Regions from separate parts of the Homo sapiens genome. Here regions 2, 3, 4 and 5 are each linked to region 1. Evidence: chromatin loops called from intact Hi-C (ENCODE). Cell type or tissue: endothelial cell of umbilical vein. All regions are shown on one strand.

Region 1 (5,000 bases):
CTGGGTTCAAGTGATTCTTCTGCCTCAGTCTCCCGAGTAGTGGGATTAGCAGGCACGAGCCACCACACCCAGCTAATTTTTGTATTGTTAGTAGAGACGGGGTTTCACCATGTTGGCCATGCAGGTCTCGAATTCCTGACCTCAAATGATCTGCCCACCTCGGCCTCCCAAAGTGCTGGGATTATAGGCATGAGCCACTGCACCCAGCCCCCACTACTCTACTCAAAAAGGAGCCTTCAGTCTTCAAGACTGAAAAGCAGGGCCTGTTTTTTCTCAGGCAGATATTATGAACAAAATTCCACTGAACTTTTTTTTTAATTGAGGGAGTCTTTAGTGTCTGTCTTAAATGGCTAAGAGCTTGTGGGCACACTCTAAAACATATACAAACCTGTAAACATACACATACTTCCTTTAAGTATCTTCAAAGGAAAAATGAACAGATTCTGGTGATCACCAACATCCTCTCTGTCTTCACATGCTGATTTTATGTGAGGTTTCACGTGAATCTTCTGGCAGTCCAAAGGTCACTTTTATTTTCTGGAGATTTAGTAAAAAACACAAAACTATGGTGCTCAATTTCATTTTGTCAGCATAGGCTCACCCTGCAAAATTCCTGAATACCCTTGGATGAATTTAAGAAATCACGGAAGACAGAATAAAGAATAACTACGCTGCGCCGGGTGTGGTGGCTCACGCCTGTAATCCCAGCACTTTGGGAGGCCAAGGCAGGCGGATCGCCTGAGGTCGGGAGTTTGAGACCAGCCTGACCAACATGGAGAAAACCCGTGTCTACTAAAAATACAAAATTAGCCGGGCATGGTGGTGCATGCCTGTAATCCCAGCTACTTGGGAGGCTAAGGCAGGAGAATCCCTTGATCCTGGGAGGCAGAGGTTGCGGTGAGCCAAGATCACGTCATTGCACTCCAGCCTGGGCAACAAGAGCAAAACTCTGTCTCAAAAAAAAAAAAAAAAAAAAAGACTAGGCTGCAGTTTTAAAATATGACAAACAAGCTTTTCTGATCTGCAGTTTCCTCGAGAAATGACTCATGACCTCCAGTAAAAGAAATAATATATGCCAGTCACCTGGCAAACTCCTAACACACAGGAGGCTCTCCTCAGCCCTATTGTAAAGAATCACTTATTTACTATTTACCTTTTAGAGACAGGGTCTTACCCTGTCACCCAGGCTAGAACGCAGCAGCACAATCATAGCTTACTGCAATCTCATCCTCCAAGACTCAAATGATTGTCTTGTCTCAGCCTCCCAAGTAGCTAGGACCATAGGCGGGGTCCGCCATGCCCAGCTAATTTTTTATTATTTTTGTAGAGATGGGGTTCTGCTGTGTTACCCAGGCTGGTCTCAAACTCCTGGCCTCAAGCAATCCTCCCACCTTGGCCTCCCAAAGTGCTGGGATTATAGGCATGAGCCACCATGCCCTGTCCAAGAATCACTTATTTAAAACCAAACCAACAACCATTACAAATGTACAAATAGACGTATGTCAAATAAGAAATCTTTGGATAGTCCCCACTCTTGACCCACCCAGAAATCGCGACAGGGATGTTGGTTTTAAGTTGGCACTGGATTTAATAGCTTGGGTAAGAGAGTTTCTAAGATATCAGGAGTTACCAGTGGACTCCTCCCCCAAAAGAATGTGTGAGGACAAGAGCCAGCATCACATCAGTGAGAGCTGGCCCAGTATAAATGACCACCATGCTTGATTGCTGCTACTACTCTTTTGGACCCAGAAGGACAACTCCCCATCACTTTGGGCTGAAGGACATGTCTCTAGGATAAAATGAACGAACAAGCAGCTCACAGGTTACCCAGCACCAAGCTTATTTGATACAGGAGCACGGGCTGTGGACCAAGCCTACTGGATGGATACGCAGTGAGGAGAGAGGGAAGCAGTGAGGGGGGTCGGTGGCTCACAAACAACGTGTATTGGGATAGGCGGGGGAAAGAGTATTCCTGACTTACAGACTGGGGTAGGGGGTGGGGAAAGGAGCAAACAAAGCAAGTGGCTTCATCAACATCCCAGAGGGAAAGGCAGGCTTTGGAAAAGAACCAAGTGTTTGGAAGTTGACGAGGAGGGTCCACAGCCAGGGACCGCGCAGTAGAGACGACAGAGGAACGCGACCTTTTTTTCTAAGTGCATCTGAACTTGCCTTTACTTCGGGGCTCCCAGTCCCCATCCTCTGGGTCAACCTAGCAGATCTTCTTGAAGGCTGACACCCTTCACATACCTGTAGGTAGTTCTCCTCCCCACCCTGACCCCTGACCCCTAGTTCCAGTGGGACTGTCCTCCACTGTAGTCATACAAGGAGTCTGCCTCATCTGCCCCTGTGCCTCAGCCACAGCCCACTGTGAATCACTCGGCTCCAAATTAAAACTCCTTCCCTCTCCGGAGTGGTCTTTTCTTCCTTCTGCCATCTACTGGTGAAAACAAGAATGTCTTATTTTCTTACCTGCCTGTTGCCAATTTGAAAATAGCTTGGAACCTGAAAGTTCATTTGCATAGTACTTACTTGTTGTGTGGAACATACTGCATGAGTAATATGGAATTACACATATATACATACACACACACACACACATAACAAACAGTGTATTTAGTGTAAAGGGCAGAGGCTTGGAATCCAATTTGGCTTCAAATTTTTACTTAGCCCTTTACCAGCTGTATGATCTGGGTACGCTGCCAGTCTTCATCTATGCTAAAAGCCACAATTAATGATCATTATAATGACTAACACTTACTGATTGTTATCATGAGCCACAGTATAGTTCATTTAACTTCACAATGCTGTACTATAACTGTGTGTCTTCAGATAAGAAGGTTGAAACACAGGAAGGTTTAACAACTTGTCCAAAGTCTCACAGTTAGTCAGGGGCCGATTTGGCAAACTGGCTCCATAGCTCATATTGGGAACAATAATATCGACTGTTCGGGATTGTTCAAAGAACTAGAAATAATACAGGTCAAGCCGCCTGACACATCTTAGGTTTCAGAAAATGACAGATATTGAACATTTACTGCGTATGGGCCCTGTATGATATTAGTAATATCCACAAATTAGGCGCGGTCCCTGCCTAGTAGGAAGCACAATCACTATACAATACTAAGGCTAAGTTCAGCAAAAATAGCATCTGACTCTTTTTTCAGTATTGGTTTCCTAGTATCTGGCACACTGGCTAGGATATGGTGGACACTGGAAGGGAAGGAGGAAAGAAACAGAATTTTAAAAACTAGGTTCGAGATTCTGTGAGGCAGGCCAGGTGTGGTGGCTCACACCTGTAATCCTAGAACTTTGGGAGGCCGAGGCAGATGGATCACCTGAGGTCGGGAGTTCGAGACCAGCCTGACAAACATGGCACCCTGCCTCTATTAAAAATACAAAAATTAGCCCGGCATGGTGGCACATGCCTGTAATTCCAGCTACTTGGGAGGCTGAGGTGGGAGAATTGCTTGAATCTGGGAGGTGGAGGTTGCAGTGAGCCAAGATTGCACCATTGCACTTCAGCCTGGGTGACAGAGACTCCATCTCAAAAAAAAAAAAAAAAAAGATTCTGTGACAGAGATAGGCTTGACGGTCTTCTTTCCATATTAACAAATGAGAAAACTCAAGGTTCAGAGAGGTTTAGTAACTCCCACAAGGTCACACAGCAACAGTGAACAGTCCGATGACTTACACTTTCCCCACCTGTTCCTTTCCCAATTCCTCCTGCTCCTTCCGGCCTCTTTGACGGCACTGGCAGATGATTGAAGGGTGACAGTGACAGGAGACATCCTTTGTGTTTGGATGGTATAAGGGGATGGATGGCTACGAGCAAACAAAAGCTCCAAGACTCTGAGCAGACCTTGGGGCCCACCTCCTAGAGACTGCATGGTTCCAGAGGAGCCCATTTTCTTCCTGTCTCCTTTCCACTTGGCACCAATCAGCTCTTCACTTCAGGTGAGACTGTTCAGTGCTATTTCCCAGACTTCAAGTTTCTGCAGTTATTTTTAGCGGTAGTTTTAGTGCATACCTGGGATAGGTGAGGCATGAAAAGGAATGCGGGTGTGGGTAACCCTTCAATCTCTAGAGTTATGGTCTGAGTCTCTTGTCATTCCAGCTAAAGAGGGGTGACTCACACCCTGATTTCTTACCTGCCCAGAGGCTAGATTTCACCCTAAGAACCATGTGGATTAGAATGTCTTGTATATTCTCTTAGTTTTAAGGACACAGTTTCTTGATGTTGCTTTGTTACCCACTTTTGATAACTTGGATCCTTTCATTTTCTGTAACCAACACCACAGCCTGTGGTTCTTTCTGGTCCTATTTCCCAGGGTTTTGAGGGACCCAAGGTAGATAAAGTCTCCAATTTAGGTTTGTGGATGCCTCTGCAGGCAGAAAGCTACTTGGAAAACACTCTGTCTGTAAGCAAGATGTCCTTAAAGAGCCAGCCAAGTTCTGGGATATTCATTGCATTTTTTGAGAGACTGAGAAAGAATAATCATGATCTAGTTGGTCTAGGCCCCTCTTAGCAACTACAATCCCCTCAGAGTGCCCTCAGAGAACCTGCTTCATGGTTCCCTGGAATTCTGGGCCTGCTTTAAGCCTGAAATAGCCTATCCAACTGAAACCCTCTCACTAGGATCCTAGGACCCCTTCATAAGATAGAGAGGTGTTTTCCTCATTCTCACCCTCACTCAGCTCTGTACAGAGGAAGTAAAACTAGGCTAGCCAGTACCATGAAGCCATTGTTACTGCAACTGCATACAATGAATACTATATAAATCAGTTTTATAATTCAGATGAGAAATAAGAAGACATTTTCTCTGGGCTGATATCATATGACTATTCCAAGATACTCCCTTTATTAAGTCATAAAAGTTAGATGTATCTGTTTACAATTAGGGTGGGAGAAGATTGTTTTGAAGCTCACAGTTTCTTTTTTTTTTTTTTTGAGATGGAGTCTCGCTCTGTCGCCCACGCTGGAGTGCAGTGGTGCGATCTCG
Region 2 (5,000 bases), 370 kb before region 1:
CTTTCCCACACGTGTGGGCTATCTGCTAACATGAGGAAGAGCTGCACTAAAAACCATCACAATCTAATCATAAATTCCTGAAAACACCCCTGTAACCTAGTTCTGATTTGCCTAAGTGCCTATTCATCCAGTTATACATACCTACATGGAAACAGAATTTGGTTTCTTCTTGGGTATTTACATATTCATTTCTCTAATACATTCTATTTCAAAAAAGGAACAAGAACATTTTATGATAACTGTTCGTATTTTATTTTGTTTGTGTTTTAGAGGTTAAAAATAGGACTTTGATTTTCAAAGAAGTAGGCCTTTATAATTTCCAGGTCTCTGAACAATGTCATATAAATGTCCATTTTCCACTAGGAAAATGTCCATGCTTTCATCAAATTGCTCACCCAGCACTTTTAATAGAAGTAAATGCCTTCTGAAGAATAGCAGCTATTACTCAATGCCCATATACTGAATAGGCTACTAATATGATCCTGGGCGAGATATAAAATGTGAGAGGCACAATTCTATTATTATAATGCTGTTTGGTTTTCAATAATTATAACAACCTAATTACAGTTTAATGGTCTGGTCACCCTGTGACTGAGCATTTCAGACTAGTATTACTACACCTGAGCCTTTGGGCTCTGTGTGCCTCATGGCAGGAAGCCTGCCATTGGTCTGGGCAGAGAGTCATATTTTCCACAGCTCAATGTGATGGTTCTGGGGGCTTTAAAAGTAATGCAACTTGAGATAGCACCAAATGTGCCTTCTCCTTGTACATGACATTTACACAAATTCCAATCCTTCAGGACTCAATACAGAAGACAGGCAAATGCATAAATCACAGGGTGGGAGGATTGGGAACTAATATCGATTAAGAATGTGCATGGATAAACAAAAGCTTTCAGCCATAATCACAGCAGAGAAGGGAGCCCATTGATCATAAAGCCTAGGAAATAAAGGAAGTGTGAAGGATACACATGGGGGAGGCTATTCTGATTTATGTCAGCTACAGAAGGAGAGCTTTGTCATGCCTAAGACTGTCACAAAGCAGTGCAGGCTCAGAGGGACATCAAAAGGAAAGGGCTTGAGGTTATTCACACCCTAGACAGAATGGATGTGTGGATGCCCCAACCAAGGGAGGAGATGGCCAGGCGCATCCTGCAATTGTTCCACTGCCCTCTCTCACTCCACCTAATTTAATTGATGCTTTGAATGTGCTTGAGGCACTTTCATGCCACATCAGGTATTTATTAGAGAGCACTGATACTATAATTCCAACACTTCACATGCCTTTTATCTCCTCTCACTGTCTTTATCAGGCAACCAAAAATCTAGAGTGATCTAATATACATCAGGGTGCCTTGCTCTCTGCAAGCAAGGAATGAGAGGCAGACAATGGCTTCCACCATTCTCCCTGACCGTCTCCAACAGCCCCTTCCCAATCTGGCCACTTCCTTCCAACCCAGGCTGTTTTTTAGGAATGTGTCCAACTTAACTGTGAATGCAAAAATTATGACGTTTATCCTGCCTCTTCAGGGGAGAGGTTGGAGCTTTCATGTCTGCTATTAGTAATCCCCCCACACATTCAAATTCATTTTTGCTTTTCTCAGGTTCTAGCACACCTCCCCAATTTTCTGCTTGACTTAAATGCACAGTAAAAAGAGATTTTTGAATCAGACAGAGGATGAATTAGAATCATATCCAGTTATTTGACCGCTCATCTGTTTCCTCATTTAGAAAGTGGAAGTCGCAATGTCAATTGCAAAGGGAAATGTGAGGATGAATTCAGATTGTTTATGTAAAACACCTAGTGTCTGACACATGGCAGCTACTAATAATGGGGTTGCTTTAGCTGCGGTTATTATTATTACTATTATTCATAAGTGAAGCCGGGTAGCTGTTGCCAACCCAACCCAGTTACTCAATCGCTAGGCTGCCCCATGTTAAGTGCAAGTAATAAGATATCTGCTGTCTAGTTCACGAGGCAGGGTGTATACAATCCTTTCGGTCCTCTTAGAAATTGTCATTTGTCTAACCCTTGCCCCTTAAGGGGGGAGACCTCTAAGAGCACACCCTCAGGAAAGACCAGGAGAAAGTTCACTTTCTCAGCCCAACTTCCTCATACCTCCCAAGATTCACACCTCACCAGATCCTGATCTCCTTGCCCCCTATGGGGAAAGGAACAGGCTGATTGCAGGGAATTACAAATATTACATAACGAATACTTATGTTTAATCCTCCTCGGGCTCTTCAAATGACTTTCTTGTTCCTGTTGCTTCTAATTTACAAACATCCTCTTCTTAAAAGGGGGAAGGGCTGGAGGGGCCAATGACAGAATATAATCCACCAAGTGAGGCCACTTAAATGAGTCACAGAAAACATTCCCTCCCTGATAGGCTGTTGGGAATTCAGCAGCATTTTGTCTCCTTGGGTTGCTCTGTAACCCCTAAAGTCAAGTCTGATTTCCTCTGCCCAGCTCACACTCTCTGTCTCAATGACCCCTCCCACGGCACCTCTACCTGGGCCCATGCATCACAGCCCTGGTGGTGTGTGCGAGTGCCTGGCCCCTGGATCCACCTGACCATATGCCCTGCCCATTGCAGGCTGGAAGAATGGATGTGAGAATCAAGCAAAAGAGCGACTCTCTTTCATCTTAGATTTTTGTGATGGTGCCCTCCCTGTCTTTTCACCACGGAAAGAAGCAAAATGTCTTGAGTTAGCAAGCGGTCTTGTGCAAAACACACAGTTCTCTCTGTTTTTAGCTGCTGTATCCAGCCAGAAGGAGGGGCTGTTTAGCTTAAGCTACAACTTCTCCATCTTTTCACTGGCCCATTATTTGTCAGGTTTTACTAATATCATTCACTGTCAGTTTAGAGGGGCTTCCATTATTTTCAATGGCCTTCCCCCCAACACAGGTGAAAACAGAATGAGTTATCTTCTTGAGTTTCTGGGCTGAATCATCCCTAGTTACCCAGTCTTTACACTGTGCTAGATACCTCCTGCCCCCAGGGAAACCCTCAGTCTGGGAGGAGGCGATCACTGAGGTCTTTATGAAAAAGCCATTAGTGGTAACTAATGGGTAAATGTCTGGGCATTTATCAAATAGCAGAGTATAATAAACAGAAGAACCCCTGCTCCTGAAACTTCCACCCACCCATTACTTGCAAGGTAGCTTGTGGGGAGATTCATTCTCTGCCCCATTGTGAATCTTGCTTCATACAAAGGCACTGAAAAAAATACCATTTATGAGAATTTATACCATTGGAAGTATTGGTGGCTACTACTTATTTCTTAGCAGTGTGTTTCACTAAAACAATAGTAGACTTCTCCCTCAGCCCTCTCTAAAATGATATGGGTGGCACTCTCCAGTGGAAAGCATACCCCTAGTCCTAGTGAGGCAGCGCAAACCAAGATGCAGAGAATCACAGCATTGCAATTCTGAATACTTTGAAGCAAGACCCGCTTTTTGCAGAGCATTTGGTGCACTGAGCAGTTCCAAAGTTGTAGGGGAACGCTCATAACAGCGTTCATTTGTGGTGCTTAGACTCCCAGACCTAGGCCAGCAGAGCTTATCAATTCATTGCATTTTTAAAGAACAGGCCGTCCACTGACTTCTATGTGGATGCCAGGAACACATTTCTGTACCCACCACTGTGAGTGGAGGATGATCTCCTTCTTAAGCCTCATCTACCTAACATACATGGCACAGGGGCAGTTAGGGGCTGGGTGGGAAACTGAGGAAGGTATAGGACCCATGTATGTTGACTCTGGAGAGAAGTATTATTAAGAGAAATGGAGATCAGCACCTCGGAGCCACACACAGGTCTCTGATATCCCTTTTCTGTTCTTCTTTCTGCCCTAACGGACAGGCTTGCAGTTCCCTACCTCTGACCACCATCTTTTGTTTCTGATCACTGTTCCTCCTTTTCTTTCTGCATTGCCCAGACCACACTAGAGCAGAGGTGTCTTTGTGCTCCTAGCTCTAATGCAAACCTCACAAACACTGACCATTCAGTATTCAGATAAAGTTCTTAGCTAACAGAATAGCTAATATAGTCAGTAGAAATAACCCTGAGGGAGTTCGAGATCATCCTGGCTAACGTGGTGAAACCTAGTATCAATTAAAAATACAAGAAATTAGCCGGGCGTGGTGGTGCACACCTGTAGTCCCAGCTACTGGGGAGGCTGAGGCAGGAGAATCACTTGAACCAGGGAGGCGGAGGTTGCAAAAAGCCAAGATCGCTCCATTGCACTCCAGCCTGGGCAACAGAGCAAGACTCCGTCTCAAAATAAAATAAAATAGAACCCTGAGGATTAAAATTGCTCGTGACTATAGCTCTAAAGGACTAACTAATATGAGACATGAGGGAAGGGAAAGAGGGATAACCAAACCTCTCAAGTTATCTCCATCCATTTAAATCTTTATTGGCTTCTTGCCTCCCTCTTACACACCACACACACACACACACACACACACACACACACACAAATGAAAGAATCAAAGGAACACAGCCCTGAGACTGCCATGCATTGCCTTGTTGCCTTTGTTCAGGCAGCCTAACACTTTTAGGGTTCTCTGACCAGTGAGAAATTACTCAGGCCCCCATGGGAGCCTTTCCTTTTCTGGTGGGTAACTAAATCTGCAGAGACTTTGAGAAGAATTGACTTCTAAGGACCAGAAGGGAAGTTTAGAGGTGCATAATTTGGTTCCCTGATTGCTAACCTAGGAGTCAGATAACTTCTTCCTGTCCAGAAGTCTGTGTGTTCACTGAACTGCCATGGGGCCTGGCGGCAGCAGCAATTCTTTAAGAGTGACCTAAAACACAATAACTGGGAGCAACACAATAGAATAGAGCAACCAAAAACCCACTTCCCCAGTGAAGGAAGTGGTCAAAATCCTGGGGCTTGAGTCACTGAAGAATTAGCCCTAGCTGAGGGGTGGGAGGGGAGCATGCTCAGAAATCAGGAGCTGAAGACGATGCAAACACTGGGGGAGGCCCTCAGGG
Region 3 (5,000 bases), 150 kb before region 1:
TGTGACAGGCACCAAACCAGGCTCAGGGAAAGACCAGGATCTTCACCAGAAGTAATCATAGGTGGTTTGGCTCCGCTCAGGAGCAACCTCATGAAAAATTCACATACATATAATATTGCACTGGACTGAGTATTGGTCCACTTCAGGGACCTCCAAACTTGGCTGCCCTGCTGCAACCCTGAACCTGATGGTGGGACCATTTTCCCCGGAGCTGTGTCAATGTTCTGAGAATGTGAGTTTCACCGCTGTGTGTAGTCCTAGGCCAGGTGACTGCAGGGCCCTCCAGAGGACAGTGAATGTAATGCAGCTGGGAGCTAGCACCGGAGCCTCAGCTCCTGTGCTTGTCCTGCAGTCCTCATTCAGACTTCCCAGCTTCCCTTCAGAGGGTGTGGAGAAAGCAAATTAACTTAACAATATCTTTTCCTAGGGTGGAGATGCACCTTGGGTGCAGCATTTAAGGAAGCACTCACTCTCACAGCTGTCCAAGTGCAGGATGGGGACTGAGAGTGAGCGCCTCCTTAAATCTTGTGCCCTGGGTTAGATGTCTGCTTGTCTTTTCCATTCTATTTCCTGTGTTTGGGAAGCAGCAGGTATAATAAAATGAACTTGTATTTTATTTGAATTCCAGCTCTACTGCTTACTAGCAGAATGATGCTTGGGAAGTTAGCCACTTTAAGACTTAGCTTTTGCATTTGTTAAGTGCTGATAATATAACCTCCTATATATGATGTGTGTGTGTGTGCATGTAATGTAACCTTATAGGATTATTGTTAAATATCTTTCAGTATTTACTAAGATACTATTTATGTATTACCTAATGTTTATGACCTGAAGCAGGTTTTGGCAATTACCCCTTCTGTCTGTTCATTCTTATTTCATAAGGAATGAGATAGACATGATTGAATCAGTTCACATTAAGACTTCAAGCAGATGGGGCTAGTTTCTGATCATTTGTTTTACCAGACCCTGAGTAATGAGTGGATATAATTTTTTTTTCTTTTGTCTTTAACTTTTTAGTATGGGAATTTTCAAACTTATAGAAAGGTAGAAGCATATAAGATCATGAAATCATATGTGCCCATCCCCTACCTACAGCAACGATCAGCTCAAGGCCAATTCTGTGTCATGTGTATCTTCACAGCATTCACCCAGCCCTACCCTGGATTATTTTTAGGCAAATTCCAGACATTATATTATTTCATTCATAAATATTTCAGGTAATTACTGAAGATTTTTTTAAAATATAATCACAATACCTTTTTTCTGAAATTTCAATAGTACTTCATTAATTTATAATATAAAATATTCAATGCTCAGATTTCCCCCATTACTTTTTTTTTTTTTCCAACGGAGTCTCTCTCTGTTGCCCAGGCTGGAGTGCAGTGGTGCGATCTTGGCTCACTGCAACCTCTGCTGCCTGGGTTCAAGCAATTCTCCTGCCTCAGCCTCCCAAGTAGCTGGGAGTACAGGAACCTGCCACTGTGCCTAATATTTGTAGTTTTTTAGTAGAGACAGGGTTTCACCATCTTGGCCAGGCTGGTCTTGAACTCCTGACCTTGTGATCCACCTGCCTCGGCCTCCCAAAGTGCTGGGATTACAGGCGTGAGCCACCACGCCTGGCCATCATTTGTTTTAATATTTTGTTAGAATCTGGATCCAAGTCAGATTTTGTAGTACTTTCTTTTTGTTGTTGTTGTTAAGAGACAAGGCCTTGCTCTGTTGCCCAGGCTGCAGTGCAGTGGTGTGATCATAGCTCACTGCAGCCTCAAACTCCTGGGCTCAGGTAATCCTCCCACCTCAGCCTCTCAAGTAGCTGGTACTACAGTTGCACACAACCACACCTGGCTGATGGTACATTTTTAAGCTTTTATTAATCTGTGAATTTCTTTACCAACACAACTTTACATTCTTCCTTTCCATCTGTGGATCATTTGTCTTCTTATTATCTGTACTGGATTTTGCTGATTATATTTCCGTGACATTTTACCACATCCCTCTGAGCCCCGTATTGCCTGTAAATTAGTAGTTGAAACTAAAGACTAGATCAGATTCAAGTTTTTGAAGTTTTGGTGAGAATATTTCCTACGTGGTGGTGTTTACTTCCTTCAGGGGCCCACAGTGTCTGATTGTCCCTGATTGAGTGATGTTGGTGACCATAGTTCATCATTGCCTAGATGTCTTGTTCCATTAGAGGCCATAAAACGATAATGTTCTCTGTTTCTCCTTCTTCTTTTATTACCTGCAATATTTCAGTAAAGAGAAACTTCCCCTCGTTTACTATTTGGCTTCCTTTATTTCATATAGAAAAAGCCAGATACATGCTTACTTGATACCTTCTCTTTATTTACCAGTTTTCAGAATGATAATTTCATTCTGTAACATCCTCAAGGTAAAGTGGTCTGCATCTTCGTTTTTTGAGTGTAATTATAAACATATGAATTTAAACATATTTGATACGTTTCAGTTTGTTACAGATATTATTCTTATTGATGCTCTAATTGCCCCACTGTTGGCCAGCGGGAGCCTCTTCAAGTTGGTTTGTTGGTCCTTTTGACACAGCTCCAGTAGTCGTTGATGGCTCCCTGGCTTGCTGGTATAATGAGATGTTTTGAGCACATCTTAGCATTTCTTGCCCTAGAGCTAGAATTAGCCATTTCTCTAAGGAACGCTGGTTTCTTATGGTGGGAAGGGGTATACGGGTACTATCAAAGGCAGGTCGGTGACCATTTCCTTTTAATTCTCTGAAATCTAAACAGCTGAAAGTGCCAAATGTGGTGTCTAGCCTGGCTCCATGGAATTTTTAACACGGAGTTCTCACACAGCATATGATCATTCCTCAACTCGCCACTTGATGTCACTGCATAGTCAAATGAGCATTCAAAATTACCCTGCAGTGGTTTGTGTTATTTCTGATTCTGTTGAAAGCAATGTTAATGAGATGGTAGAAGGCAAATGTACTACTTCAAATGCAAAAGTACTCTATCAAATAATGCAGTGAGTGCATTCAATGACAAAATTAATTCTAAAATGAAAGCCTGGCGTCCTTCATTCAGTCTTCCTTCTTTATGACCTTGTGAAGAGATGTTTACAAAGGGATTATACATTTATTAGCATCGTTAATTACCGGTGCTTTTAGATGAATAGAATGCTGTGAAAAAAAATAGCACTATCAGAATATGTTTAGTATTCACAAGAGGCAATAGAATTATCCTCACACTTAGACCAGCAGCAACATTCCAGACTACTGTCCTTTCTCTATGCACTTAAGTTAGAGTTTGGCCTTTTCAGCTCATTTCAGCACCAGGTTCTCAATAGGGACCAACAGCAGGAGAAGTTTGATGGTCTTAATGAAACTTTCACGGTTTAAATGAAATGTCTAGATATAAAGGAAAAAGTTGGAAACCAGGAGTTTATTTTCAGGGTAACCTATGCTCCAACCCAGTTCATCATTCAGTGGCCATAGGACCTTTGGTATATTGCCAGCCTCACTGTACCTCAGTTTCCTCATCTGTAAGATGGGCATGAGTACCTAGCTTTTATGGTGTTGTGAGGATAAAATATGATAATACCTGTAAATACCTACTCAATCCTAGACATGAGGTAGACACTCAGTAAATGTTAGCCTATTCTCCTCCTCCTAACTTCACCTCCCTTTGAGAATTTGATCAAGTTTTATTAGAATTAACAATAAAAAAGTCAAAGTTACTGCAGATACACTTGGGTTAGAACCTCAGCTCCAATAATTATGAATTTTGTAACTTGCAGCAAGTTGTTTAATCTTTCTGAGCCTCAGTTTTCTCATCTATAAAATAAGATTTCTAAGGCATGATTGCAAAGGCCGGTTTCATTGTGCATTTGAAAGAACTTTGTCAGCTGTCAGCACCTAGGTTGCTGATGTCATTTTTCCCTCTAAATGACCAGGCCCCAATGGAGGCCATTGGCAGCTTGGGAAGTTCCGCCTAGAGAAAGAGAAGTTTGGAAGAAAGAGCTCAACTGCTAAACTCTTAGGGGGTTCCCACATTACCACTTAGGAGATTTACAGACCAGTGTTTGCCCATGTTCCTAGATAATTCAACCCTGTTTGTAACCACAGGAAGTTGGGACCAAGGGTTTTCAGTCTTAGCACCCTGCTTTGCCCCCTCACTTTGATTAAAAGGGGCCTTGTCCAGCCGTTCTATTGAAAATAGCACCCTGTCCTTTTCTGTCCTCTTATCCAGCTTTATTTTGCTTTGCTTCACTTATAATCAATTGCATTATATATCTCTATCTGCTCATTTATTTATTGCCCTCTCCCCACTAGAATGCAAGCTTCCCAAGGGCAGGGCCTTTGGCTAGAATATAACAAGTGTTCAATAAGAAGCTGTTGAATTGGCCATCACAGTGGCTGACATCTGTAATTCTAGTACTTTGGGAGGCCAAGGCAGGTGGATCACCTGAGCTTAGGAGTTCGAGACCAGCCTGGGCAACATAATGAGACCCCGTCTCTAAATAAAAAACAAAAACAAGTTGGTGAATGGATACATGAACAAAAGAGCTTCATCCTTGCCTCTCCTGTGCTTCTCTCTCTCTGCTCTGTCCCATAAAGATCTTGGTCCCCATCATAGCTTCAGCTGTCACCAGTGTGTTGGTAACTTTCCAGCCTAACCTCTGTCTGTCTCCCCTGAATGTCTTGCCATCCCATCAGACTCAGCATGGAGCCTGAGACAATGTGATTTACCCACTCGTTCATTCCTTCATTCAAAAGATAGTGGATTTCTTGTTCACTTACTCTGTACCAGGAACTATTTTAGGTGTCTAACAGTAAAATGGACGTCATGAGGTAATGTCCTTGCCCCTGGAAGAATTCAAGTGCCATCTGGATAGATGGGTGACACTTATGCCATGTGACATTTGCACTAGGTGGGAAGTTTGGTTTGATTTGACAAACATTTATTAAATATCTCTAATATTTAAGCCACCTCATGTCCAAAAGCCTTGCCAATGATAAGATTCTGTGTCTC
Region 4 (5,000 bases), 79 kb before region 1:
AAATTAGCCAAGCGTGGTGGCGCACGCCTCTAGTCCCAGCTACTTAGGAGGCAGAGTGGGAGGATCGCTTGAGCTCAGGAAATGCAGGTTGCAGTGAGCTGAGATCACAGCACTACACTCCAGCCTAGGCGACAAAGCAAGACCCTGTCTTAAAAATAATAATAAAAATAAAGAATTAACTGTTTACTGGATCCTGAGCTTTCTTGTAAGAGTGGCTGAATCTGGTCAATTCTGAGATGAGTCAAAAGATGAATGGAAAATAAAATCTCAGGCTGGGCATGGTGGCTCATGCTTGCAATTCCAGCACTTTGGGAGGCGGAGGGAGGAGGATCACTTGAGCCCAGGAGTACAAGACCAGCCTGGGCAACATAGGGAGACCCTGCCTCTACAATTTTTTTTTAATTAACCATGTGTGGTGGTGTGCACCTGTGGTCCCAGCCAGTACTCAGAAGGCCGAGGCAAGAGGACCACCTGAGCCCAGGATGTCGAGACTACAGTGAGCCGTGATCGCACCACTGCACTCCAGGCTGAGTGACAGAGAAAGACCCTATCCCAAAAGAAAAAAAAATTACTTTTAAAATTTTTTAAATTTTTTTTTTAGAAAAAGAAAATCTCAGTAAAGGGGAGCATGTAAGAACCGGTTGAAACCTTGAATACATTATGATATGAAACCAAGTATATCAAAAGATGGTGCTTGAAAACAACAAATTTTACCACCTGACTCAGACTTCTTTGTCGTTGTTTTATTTAAAATGTTATTGTCTCTGATTAGAAAATACAGTCATGAGGGCTAAAAACTGAAATGATGTGAAAAGGCATCCATTAAGCAGTGTTGCCCCACCACCCTTTCCATCAGTCTTGTCTCATGGGGATGGGGAAAATGAAGACAGAACGCTTTGCCTTGCTTTGCAATCCCTCCTTTGAAGGCCTTCTGTCCCAGGAAGCCAATGTTCATTTGATGTGGAAGAGGGACCTGTGTTTAACCAGAAGCTGTCCTCCCTCATCCCTTTCCCATGGCTTACACGCAGAAGGGAGAGGAGATGACCAGAGGAGAAATCAGGGGAAGAAAAGGCAACAGGGGAGGCAAAGGGAAAGGAGAGGAATGCTTAAAATATACAGTGAAATTTGAGTAGGATTCTCTACTCAAAGACTTCTCTGGGAAGTGTCCAGAATTGACCACACAGGTGCTGACGGTAGAAAGAACACAGACCCAAAACCCTGATCTAGTTGCATTAACTCCATTAGCCCTGAGTTCCTCTGTAAAATGAAGACTGTGGAGGCACCAACTAGAGGATTTCTGTGACCTTCTCAAACTCTAAAATTTTTGGCACTGGACTGTTCCACTTTGAAGGGTCAAGAAAGAAATCTGGAGGTTGCAGAAATCAGGGTCAGGCGCACATACACGCACGCACGCACACACACACACACACACACACACACACACACACACACAGATCCAGCAGCATCCTTGGAACATCCTGAAGTCAAGAAAGGCACAGCACTGTCTGCCCCGATAGAAGGAATTCCAGAAAACAGCCACGAGGTTGGGCCACAGAATTTCCAAAGAGAGCAATCTACAAACTGGGGGTTGATTTCCCAGTTCCTGGATCTCAGCAGTCAACACACGAGAAGGATTTTTTTCTGAAGCTGCCACCTCCAATTCTGAAATAATCCCATGTTTCAGACTGGGGCCGGGACGGTGGCAAACCTGCAGACCCTGGCAGCAAGATGAGGGCAAGGAAGGGAAAGGTCAGCTGGGCACAGTCCAGTTCTCAGCAGTAATGACAGAAATGAAGGAAGGAAGCTCAGAATGAGTGCACGGGGGAAATGGGTTTTGCTGATGCATTTCCAGGGCCGGCCGTACTCTTTGTTTTGGCACACTTTTCCTGACAAACAGCCAGTGTTCTCAACACATAAATACTAGTCCACGTTAACAACAATAGCATATGAGACCGCTCTCCGTAAAGATGCCAGATTGGATGCAAATGGACTGGAAATACCTTGGAGGGTTTCACAAAAATAAGACAAAGGGCAAAGGAACTTTGCCAAAGGAGATGGAGAGCAATTCTTTAAAGTTAGTGGGAGGGAGGAAGCAAAGAGCTCATAAATACAAGCCTCTTAAAATGGGACGCATTTGCCTCGCGCCTACTGGGTGTCTGCAGCTCAGCTTGGTGCCCCACACAGGACACCGACTTTAAGTGGCTGCCTTTGCAAGGCTGAGAGGCCATGAGGGTTGATGCCTGAAGTGTCAGCGCCATCTAGTGGAAACATGGGGCATGGCCGCTTTGGACGGCCTCAGCCTAAAATGAGAGGCAGAGAGACACGCTCTATTTCGCATCTCACAATGCAAGATGAGAGAAAGGCTGTTGAGTTTTATTTCATCATCGCCCGTTTAGGTCAAAGGAGATGCCACTTTGGCTCCCAGTCATCAATCAACTGGCAACACCCAAGGACCAGGCTGGGCTACATTTGCACATTCCATTTCAGCCCAGGTAGAGATGGAGACACTTATAAGAACGGCTTCGGAATGTTCTCCAGTTTGATTCTCAGATGTCAAAGCCTGTAGGCCATGAGAGGTCCCTACTTAAACAGAACAGCTATCCTTTGGTACCCTCTCCAAAGAAAAGAAAGAGTAAAAAAATAATAACTTTTAAAAATAGCTTATTTATGTGCAGAAGGTGTGAGACCTGAAGATGAGTTAACAGCCGCAGCAGTGGGAGGAGGGGTGACAGGTACTGCTCAAATGAGCAGCAACCTTCTGCCACCTGGCAAGAACAGGCGTTCAGTGCAGGGCTGGCCTGCCCCTGCAGGCTTCAGAGACCACTGCGTTTCTTAGAAGGGAAACAACGGGGCCGGGCGCGGTGGCTCATGCCTGTAATCCCAGCACTTTCAGAGGCCACGGTATCCCAGCACTTTCAGAGGCCAAGGTAGGTGGATCACGAGGTTTGGAGTTCGAGATCTGCCTGGCCCATATAGTGAAACCCTGTCTCTACTAAAAATACAAAAATCAGCCGGGCATGGTGGAGGAGGAGGAGGAGGAGAAGGAGGAGAAGGAAGAAGGAGAAACAACAGTCCAGAGATGATGCCATTTCCGGGGAAAGAGGTTGACTTGAGGAAGGCAGCCATGGGAATAAAAGCTCCCACAGATCCTTTTCACTAAAAAGAAAGCAGGCCGGGTGCAGTAGCTCACGCCTGTAATCCCAGCACTTGTGGGAGGCCAAAGCAGGAGAATCTCGAGTTCAAGACCAGCCTGGGCAACAGAGCAAGACCCCCACCTCTACAAAAAATATATTTTGTGTGTTTTTCAACAAGTGATTCAAATTGCTGCTCAGATTTTAAAACTTACTGTAACTATCAGTGTAAAGACCCATGCCTGGATCCTGTTTCATTTTTATATCAACTTGGTAAAAATGCTGTTCTTGACACCCTGTCCTCTCTATCCTCCCTCAAACCACATGTGATCTCTGAAAAAATAAAATTAGCCAAGTGTGGTAGTGCACGTCTGTGGTCCCAGCTACTCAGGAGACTGAGGCAGGAGAATCACTCGAGCACAGAAAGTTGAGGCTGCAGTGAGCTATGATTGTGCCACTGCACTCCAGCCTGGGCCATAGAGCTAGACCCTGTCTCAAAAAAAAAAAAAAAAAAAAATGCCGATCCAGAGTATTTTGTGATTTTACCTTTTACTCCTCCTCCCTTGCTTGGTTGGTAGTATGAAGACCAGAGAAGGAAAGAAAAGATGGAAAGGAGGCTGGGCATGGTGATTCCCACCCGTAATCCCAGCACTTTGGGAGGCCAAGGCGGGCAGATCACTTAAGATCAGGAGTTCAAGACCAGCCTGGTCAACATGGTGAAACCTCGTCTGTACTAAAAATACAAAAATTAGCCAGGCGTGGTGGCGCACGCACGCCTGTAATCCCAGCTACTCAGAAGGCCGAGGCACGAAAATCGCTTGAACCCAGGATGCGGAGGCTGCAGTGAGCTGAGATCATGCCACTGCACTCCAGCCTGGATGACAGAGTGAGACTCTATCTCAAAAAGAAAGAAAGAAAGAGAGAGAGAGAGAGAGAGAGAAAGAAAGAAAGAAAGAAAGAAAGAAAGAAAGAAAGAAAGAAAGAAGAAAGGAAGGAAGGAAGGAAAGAGAGAAAGAAAGTGGGGGGGGAATATGCATTTCTTGAGTCCCTAGCCTATGATAGATAATATATGTGAAACCACATTGCTTTATTCTCACAACAAACCTCATTAGGTCACACCTCCTGGGAAAGACCAGAAGGATCTGTGTCACTATGTGTCCTTCCCCCTTTTCAGTACAAAGCCAGGCTAATCTTAGCGCGAAGCCTACCAACCAAACCTTTGCGGCATATAAACATCCCTAACTCAGCACATCATCCACTCACCTCCACCTCCCTCGCCTCTGCCTCACGCTGGTTTTTCCTTTTGATGAAAAGCAGAGCGTCAGGCTCTTAGGAAGTAACTCCCTGACTTAGCTACACATTTTTACATGTCACTCAGTTTCTATGTAGAGGGATTATTTTTTTTCCATAACGAAAGAGAGATTTCCTATTGCTCTGCCCTACAGAGCTCTTTCTTGGATTAAGTCAATTATCATGGTTAGGTGTCACATGTTTTTGCCAAGAGACATTTGTGAACTAATTCTGTCAAACAGGGGATCTGGATTTGTCCTCTCCCACAATTAGACCTTGGGTGAAACATGAAACCGGCTTTGAGCTCTCCTCCCTGCCTTTCCTGGGCTGCCAAACCCCAAGCCAAGGTTGCCACTCCTCTGCTTTTCTGGAGTAAAACCTCAGGCCCCGTGATGATCCTGGCTCTCACACCATTGACAGCCTCAAAAATGAGGGGAAACACACTTGTTTTAGAGGGAACGGGAGAGACACATGAAGAAGGGTCAAGTACAAACCCAAAGGAAGTGAACCTTGAACTTCAGCTCCAACATGAAGCTCTCAGGGCAGCCCGTGTTCTATCCCCCAGAGTCTAATGCTCAT
Region 5 (5,000 bases), 140 kb before region 1:
ATGTATTTCACAGAGGGCCCTTAATATTCATATGCCCCCCAAACTAAATCATGAACACCCCTACAGCTGCCCCTCCTGCCTAATGTTACTCTTCAGCCTTTAATCCCTATTCTGGTTAGCGGCATCTTCTTCTACCCAGAGGCTTAACTGGAAGCCCTGGAGAATCCTCTCTTCCTTCCTCTCTCTTACCTCCCTCCACATACAGGTACCTCTCAAATCTGCCTTTCTCCCACCTTCATCATCTCACACTTGGCTGTTCCTGGGCTCCGGTGGCCCCACATCTCTCAACCCCTTGCCATTTCCCCTGTCCCTCCACTGCCAGCAGAGGGATCCTTCCAAAGCACAATTGGATCGTGCCAGTCCTCTACTTTAAAACCCTTTCCAGGCCGGGCGTGGTGGCTCACACCTGTAATCCCAGCACTTTAGGAGGCTGAGGCGGGTGGATCACCTGAGGTCAGGAGTTTGAGACCAGCCTGGCCAATACGGCAAAACCCCATCTGTACTAAAAATACAAAAATTAGCTGGGCGTGTGCCTGTAGTCCCAGCTACTCGGGAAGCTAAGGCAGGAGAATCACTTGAACCTGGGAGGCAGAGGTTGCAATGAGCCGAGATTGCGCCACTGCACTTCAGCCTGGGTAATAGAGTGAGACTCTGTCTCAAAAAAAAAAAAAAAAAAAAAAAAAAAAACCCTTTCGTAGGTCTACCTGTGCATATAGGATGAGGTTCAAACTCTTTAGCATGGCATTCAAGGCCTTCGCATCTGGCTGCAGTGGATCCACTTCTCCTGTTTCAGTTCCCACCACTGTCCCCTCAGATGTTTATTATGTGAATGAGTGAGTGAAACTTATGTAACCACTTCACTCACTAGGTCCTAAGTGCTGTCATCTTTAGCTCTGTCAGGCTGAAGACATCACTTTCATTGTTTAGCCCAGAATTGTTCATTTAACCAAGGGGTCCAACATATTCAGGCACTGTGTTAGGTGCTCAGTGTACATCAGTGACCAAAAAATAACAAAAATCCTGCCATTGTGCAGCCTATATTCTATCAGAGGACACAAACCATAAACAATAAACTTAATGAGTAAATTATATAGTATGTTAAAAGGTGATAAGTGCTGTTAAAAAAGAAAGAAAGAAAAAGTAAAACATAGGAAGAAGATTGGGATGGGGTTAAAGAATGGGGTTTACAAGGTAACAAAGCATTTTAAGAATAGGCCTAATTGAGAAAGTGAGAATTGTTCATTGAGCCAGTTCATAATATTACTATGGTTTTTTTTAGTTGTATTTTGTGTTTTTGTTTTGGAGACAGGATCTCACTATGTTGTCCAGGCTGGAATGCAGTGGCTATTCACAGATGTGATCATAGCACAGTGCAGCCTCAACTCCTGGCCTTGATCAGTCCTCCTGCCTCAGCCTCCCAAGTAGCTGGGACCACAGGCATGCACCACAACACTCAGCTACATGGTATTTCGTTAGATTACCATCATGTCCCTCACCCTGGAGTCAGGGAATTAAAAGGCTCTTCTGAGCAAACTGCCAAGTAACAATAATAGCTACTGTTTGTTGTGAGCTTACTACGTGACAGGCTCTGCGCTGAGCAGTTTGCATAGTCTTTTCTCCTTTAATCTTTACAGTAGCCTTCGAAGATTGATGTTATCACTATCCCTATTTTACCAGTGAAAAACCTGAAGATTTGAGAAATTTTAGAATTAGCTTAAGACCTAGAAAGGGCAGCACTAGGATTTGAGCACACACTAGCCATTTTGCCTCTAACTGATGAAGGAAGACATTTGAGGAGCACTCCTTTGGAGCTTTCCAAAATCAGTATTTAAAGAGCCAACATTGTCCCTTTTCCTAGAGAACAGTTCAGTGTCACAGCACAAGTAGGGGGTGCAGAGAGCACTCAACACCTGCTTCCACCTCCAGCACTTGATTCATTTCAGACAAATGGTTCTCCAACTAAAGACATGGTTCATAAAAAACTCCAGTGTCTTACAGGCTCTTATTGCCTGAAAAAAGTCTTTCCTGGATGTTCATTGTCTGTCTACTAACCCAGTTTCCTCTCATTTGAACCTCAATGAAGCTAGAGCCCAACTTTCTTCATCTCCCTTATAATCTCTTCAATATATTTGAAGAATCAAGCCTCTGCTATTCAAAATTGGTCTCAGTTTCATCCATGTTCTGTAGCTGTTGTCTAGACATTGGAACAACCAATCCATTACAGAAAACATCCTGGGTGTTCACATCAGTGATGCTGCAATCCACATGCTGAATGCTTGTCCAGCATGACTAACCACTTGTAAAAGAGCAAAGCATGATTCAGAGGACTCCACCAAAAATAATGCATTATTTGGCCTAATCTTGGCCTGGTGCAAATTCAGACTTTTGAGTCATACAGCTCATTAGAAATCGGGATGTACTTGACTCTAATAAAAATTTTAGTGCAACCCAGATTTAGAGTGGTATATTTAGGCTAGGCTACAAGACAAATTTTGGAACAGAAGCACATGACGTAAGGGAGAGAATAATAATCTTGAAAAGAAAGGCTTTATTGCTTCTCTGTCCCCAATTTCTGCCATCAAAAGAAATACCAGATTTAGGAACAGTCTCTTTCCTTACTAGAAAAAGAAGGCTTTCATGATTTGAGCAGAAGAAAGGATTTATGAGAAGTGATTTCTTTATTTGGGGCATGTTTAAAGCTTGTGTGGGGCCCTCCCAAGTCTTCCTTGGGTCTTTGCCTTTGTTAGCTCTGAGATTTTTACTTTTTTAGTTTTGGTTTTTGGTTTGTTTTTTTTTTTTTTTTTTTTTTGACACAGGGTCTTGTGTTGCCCAGGCTAGCCTAGCTCTGTTTTTAAATGAAGCTGCTACAAGTCACTGCTGTGATGAACTCAGTCACTAGAGCTGCTCTGCTGTGGAAGGGGCATTAGCCACCATACTCACTGCAGCTCTGCCCGAAGTCCCCTGTAGACTTCCTCCTTCCAGAGGTGGTGACAGAGCAGCAGAAAAGAGGTACAGCCGGGCAGTAGAGGGAGCCAGAGAAAAGGGTGAAGGCTTGGCCTTTGGGAAAGCAAACCTGCTGTCCCCTTGGGTATTTCAGGAAAGAAAGGGAGGCTCACGTTTATACTCAGCTACTGTTTCAGGCCCCGCATTAGAGTTTTTCACGTCCATTACTGCTTTTAACACTCAAAACTCTAGAGGAAAAAGAAAATATATCTCCTTTTTCAGATGAGGAAACTGAGGCTCAGAGAGGTAAAATCAACCCATCTAGGAAGTGGTGACTCAGTCCCCAGTCTTACCACTCTAGCATGCTTGTCATAATAAACATGGTGAGTGACTTTTTTCTAAAGATCCCCCCTCTCTCAGAGGTCATGTCCTTTCGTAACCAGCCCTTGCTCTTGAACCCCCAGGCAGTTTGGTGGTTATGCCAAGGAAGCAGACTACGTAGCACAAGCCACCCGTCTGCGTGCTGCCCTGGAGGGCACAGCCACCTACCGGGGGGACATCTACTTCTGCACGGGTTATGACCCTCCCATGAAGCCCTACGGACGGCGCAATGAGATCTGGCTGTTGAAGACATGAGTGACCCACTGAACCAAGAACTTACTGGAAGTGTGCCTCTGTGTCTCCTTCCTCGGGGGTAAGGAGGGGACAGTGCTTCCCAAGTTCCAGCTGCAAGTCCAACTTAACCAACTTTCCTTCAAAGTCAGTTACTGCCAATTTTCTGAAAAAAGCATGTTCCATATACTAAGTCTCTTTTCTCACAGTAGGAAATAATACAGCCAAGATATGCAGCATCCTTCTCATTGATGTAGAAAATTCTGCGATAGACCAGAAAAATCCTGGCAGCTTTTCTCCAGGCATCTGGGTCACTAAAAACTGATTTTCTAAAATTATTGGATTTGTATTTTGTTATTAAGGGGGAAAATGTGATTTGTGCCTGATCTTTCATCTGTGATTCTTATAAGAGCTTTGTCTTCAGAAAAACTAAAAATAAAAGGCATTGACTTAAACAGCTGAGACAAATCATAAGTGTAATTATTTCCAAGGTTCTACAGTCCTGAAGGTAATATAGGTATGAGTACTATTGATGGTGTTTACCATTGCAGGAACCCTATATTTAGAGCTCCCAAGTCCTTCCGAATATAAACGCAAAGATACCAGGACACACACCATCCCTAAACTAGACATTTCCCATGACTGTTATGTAGCACTCTGTGATTATAAGTTGAGGATTTTGTTTGCAGCTGTGGTCTGCGAAGGGTTCCAGGAGTCACAAGAGCAGACCAAGAAGAAAAATCATTGCACTATGGTGCACAGACTACCCTGGAGACAGGAGATTTTCCAGGAGGATTGGTTTAGGGGGATGAGATGAGAAGCAGCTGGGGTCCAGTTTCATTAACTGAAGAGGATAGGAAGGAAAGAAAAGGTGCAGTTTGGCCTGCAGAGAAGGACACAGATGCAAGGCTGTGAGCAGGAAGCCGGATGGCAGCTGAGCTGGAGCAGAGCCCGTGAGTGAGCAGGGGAGGATGAAGCTCTCAGTGGGCCCCAGGGCATGTAGGAGGTACTCTGATCCTCATAGTGCATCAGGGCCCCACGCTCTCAGCAGCCCTCCCTACGACAGCTGGACAGGTTTTCAGGGAGAAACCCACCTTAGCACCCACCCACACCCCATTTGCTGTTTCTATAGGAAACAGAAAAATGAGCTTTAATCCTCACCATGAAGAGTTCTTACTGGACATAAAGTGGGGTTTCCTAAGGAGAGGAACAAGAGCTATATGTCATCATCTTTCCTGGAGTCCTTTCAGCAGTCTTCTGAGGGATGGGCCATGACCATTTCTGAAGATCCAGGGTGAAAACCGTCAGCCACCCAGCCTTGACTATCAGACACCATGCCAAGCACTTTGCATGCACTGCCCCACTTATTCCATGGGCAACTCTGTGAGAAAGGTACTGCTGTTCCCACACACAGGTGAGGAAGCTGAGGATTCCACAGGCTCCCA

What was found. A loop is a pair of places that touch in the nucleus more often than their neighbours do. Peaks named below come from ENCODE experiments on the same cell type or tissue, not always from the same donor. Only the 100,000 strongest peaks of a DNase experiment are listed, where the experiment ranks them.
Region 2: a loop joins it to region 1, with 6 times the contacts of the local background. A loop is called at or near these places in 17 of 110 quality-filtered maps.
Region 3: a loop joins it to region 1, with 10 times the contacts of the local background. A loop is called at or near these places in 48 of 110 quality-filtered maps.
Region 4: it touches region 1 in a loop (7-fold over the local background); 7 of 110 quality-filtered maps call a loop at or near these places.
Region 5: it touches region 1 in a loop (10-fold over the local background); 48 of 110 quality-filtered maps call a loop at or near these places.

The regions. Positions count from the first base shown.
Region 1 is chr12:12,834,611-12,839,610 of GRCh38, reverse strand. No RefSeq gene overlaps it. Among named protein-coding and RNA genes, the nearest start is that of DDX47, 24 kb to the right of the region's middle. RefSeq lists an enhancer at 3,525-4,724. In endothelial cell of umbilical vein, a CTCF peak has its summit at 2,442 (motif pointing left); DNase peaks (open chromatin) are centred at 1,070 and 2,410; H3K27ac peaks cover 4,095 bases.
Region 2 is chr12:13,206,410-13,211,409 of GRCh38, reverse strand. All of the region lies in intron 1 of EMP1 (epithelial membrane protein 1), which reads right to left. Among named protein-coding and RNA genes, the nearest start is that of EMP1, 12 kb to the right of the region's middle. In endothelial cell of umbilical vein, a CTCF peak has its summit at 2,771; DNase peaks (open chromatin) are centred at 719 and 4,889; H3K27ac peaks cover 4,909 bases.
Region 3 is chr12:12,981,492-12,986,491 of GRCh38, reverse strand. The region is part of intron 3 of HEBP1 (heme binding protein 1); the gene reads left to right. All of the region lies in intron 2 of GPRC5D-AS1 (GPRC5D and HEBP1 antisense RNA 1), which reads right to left. Among named protein-coding and RNA genes, the nearest start is that of HEBP1, 16 kb to the left of the region's middle. In endothelial cell of umbilical vein, CTCF peaks have their summits at 292 and 2,841 (motif pointing right); a DNase peak (open chromatin) is centred at 2,861; H3K27ac peaks cover 364 bases.
Region 4 is chr12:12,913,666-12,918,665 of GRCh38, reverse strand. It overlaps GPRC5A (G protein-coupled receptor class C group 5 member A), which reads right to left. Exons shown (of 4, transcript NM_003979.4): 4 at 729-5,000. MIR614 (microRNA 614) reads right to left here and starts at 2,837; the gene lies at 2,748-2,837. In endothelial cell of umbilical vein, a CTCF peak has its summit at 2,260 (motif pointing left); DNase peaks (open chromatin) are centred at 1,885 and 2,185; H3K27ac peaks cover 2,848 bases.
Region 5 is chr12:12,973,887-12,978,886 of GRCh38, reverse strand. HEBP1 (heme binding protein 1) reads left to right here. Exons shown (of 4, transcript NM_015987.5): 4 at 3,408-4,017. The coding sequence ends at 3,579. All of the region lies in intron 1 of GPRC5D-AS1 (GPRC5D and HEBP1 antisense RNA 1), which reads right to left. Among named protein-coding and RNA genes, the nearest start is that of HEBP1, 24 kb to the left of the region's middle. In endothelial cell of umbilical vein, a CTCF peak has its summit at 3,026 (motif pointing right); DNase peaks (open chromatin) are centred at 2,346 and 3,026; H3K27ac peaks cover 1,496 bases.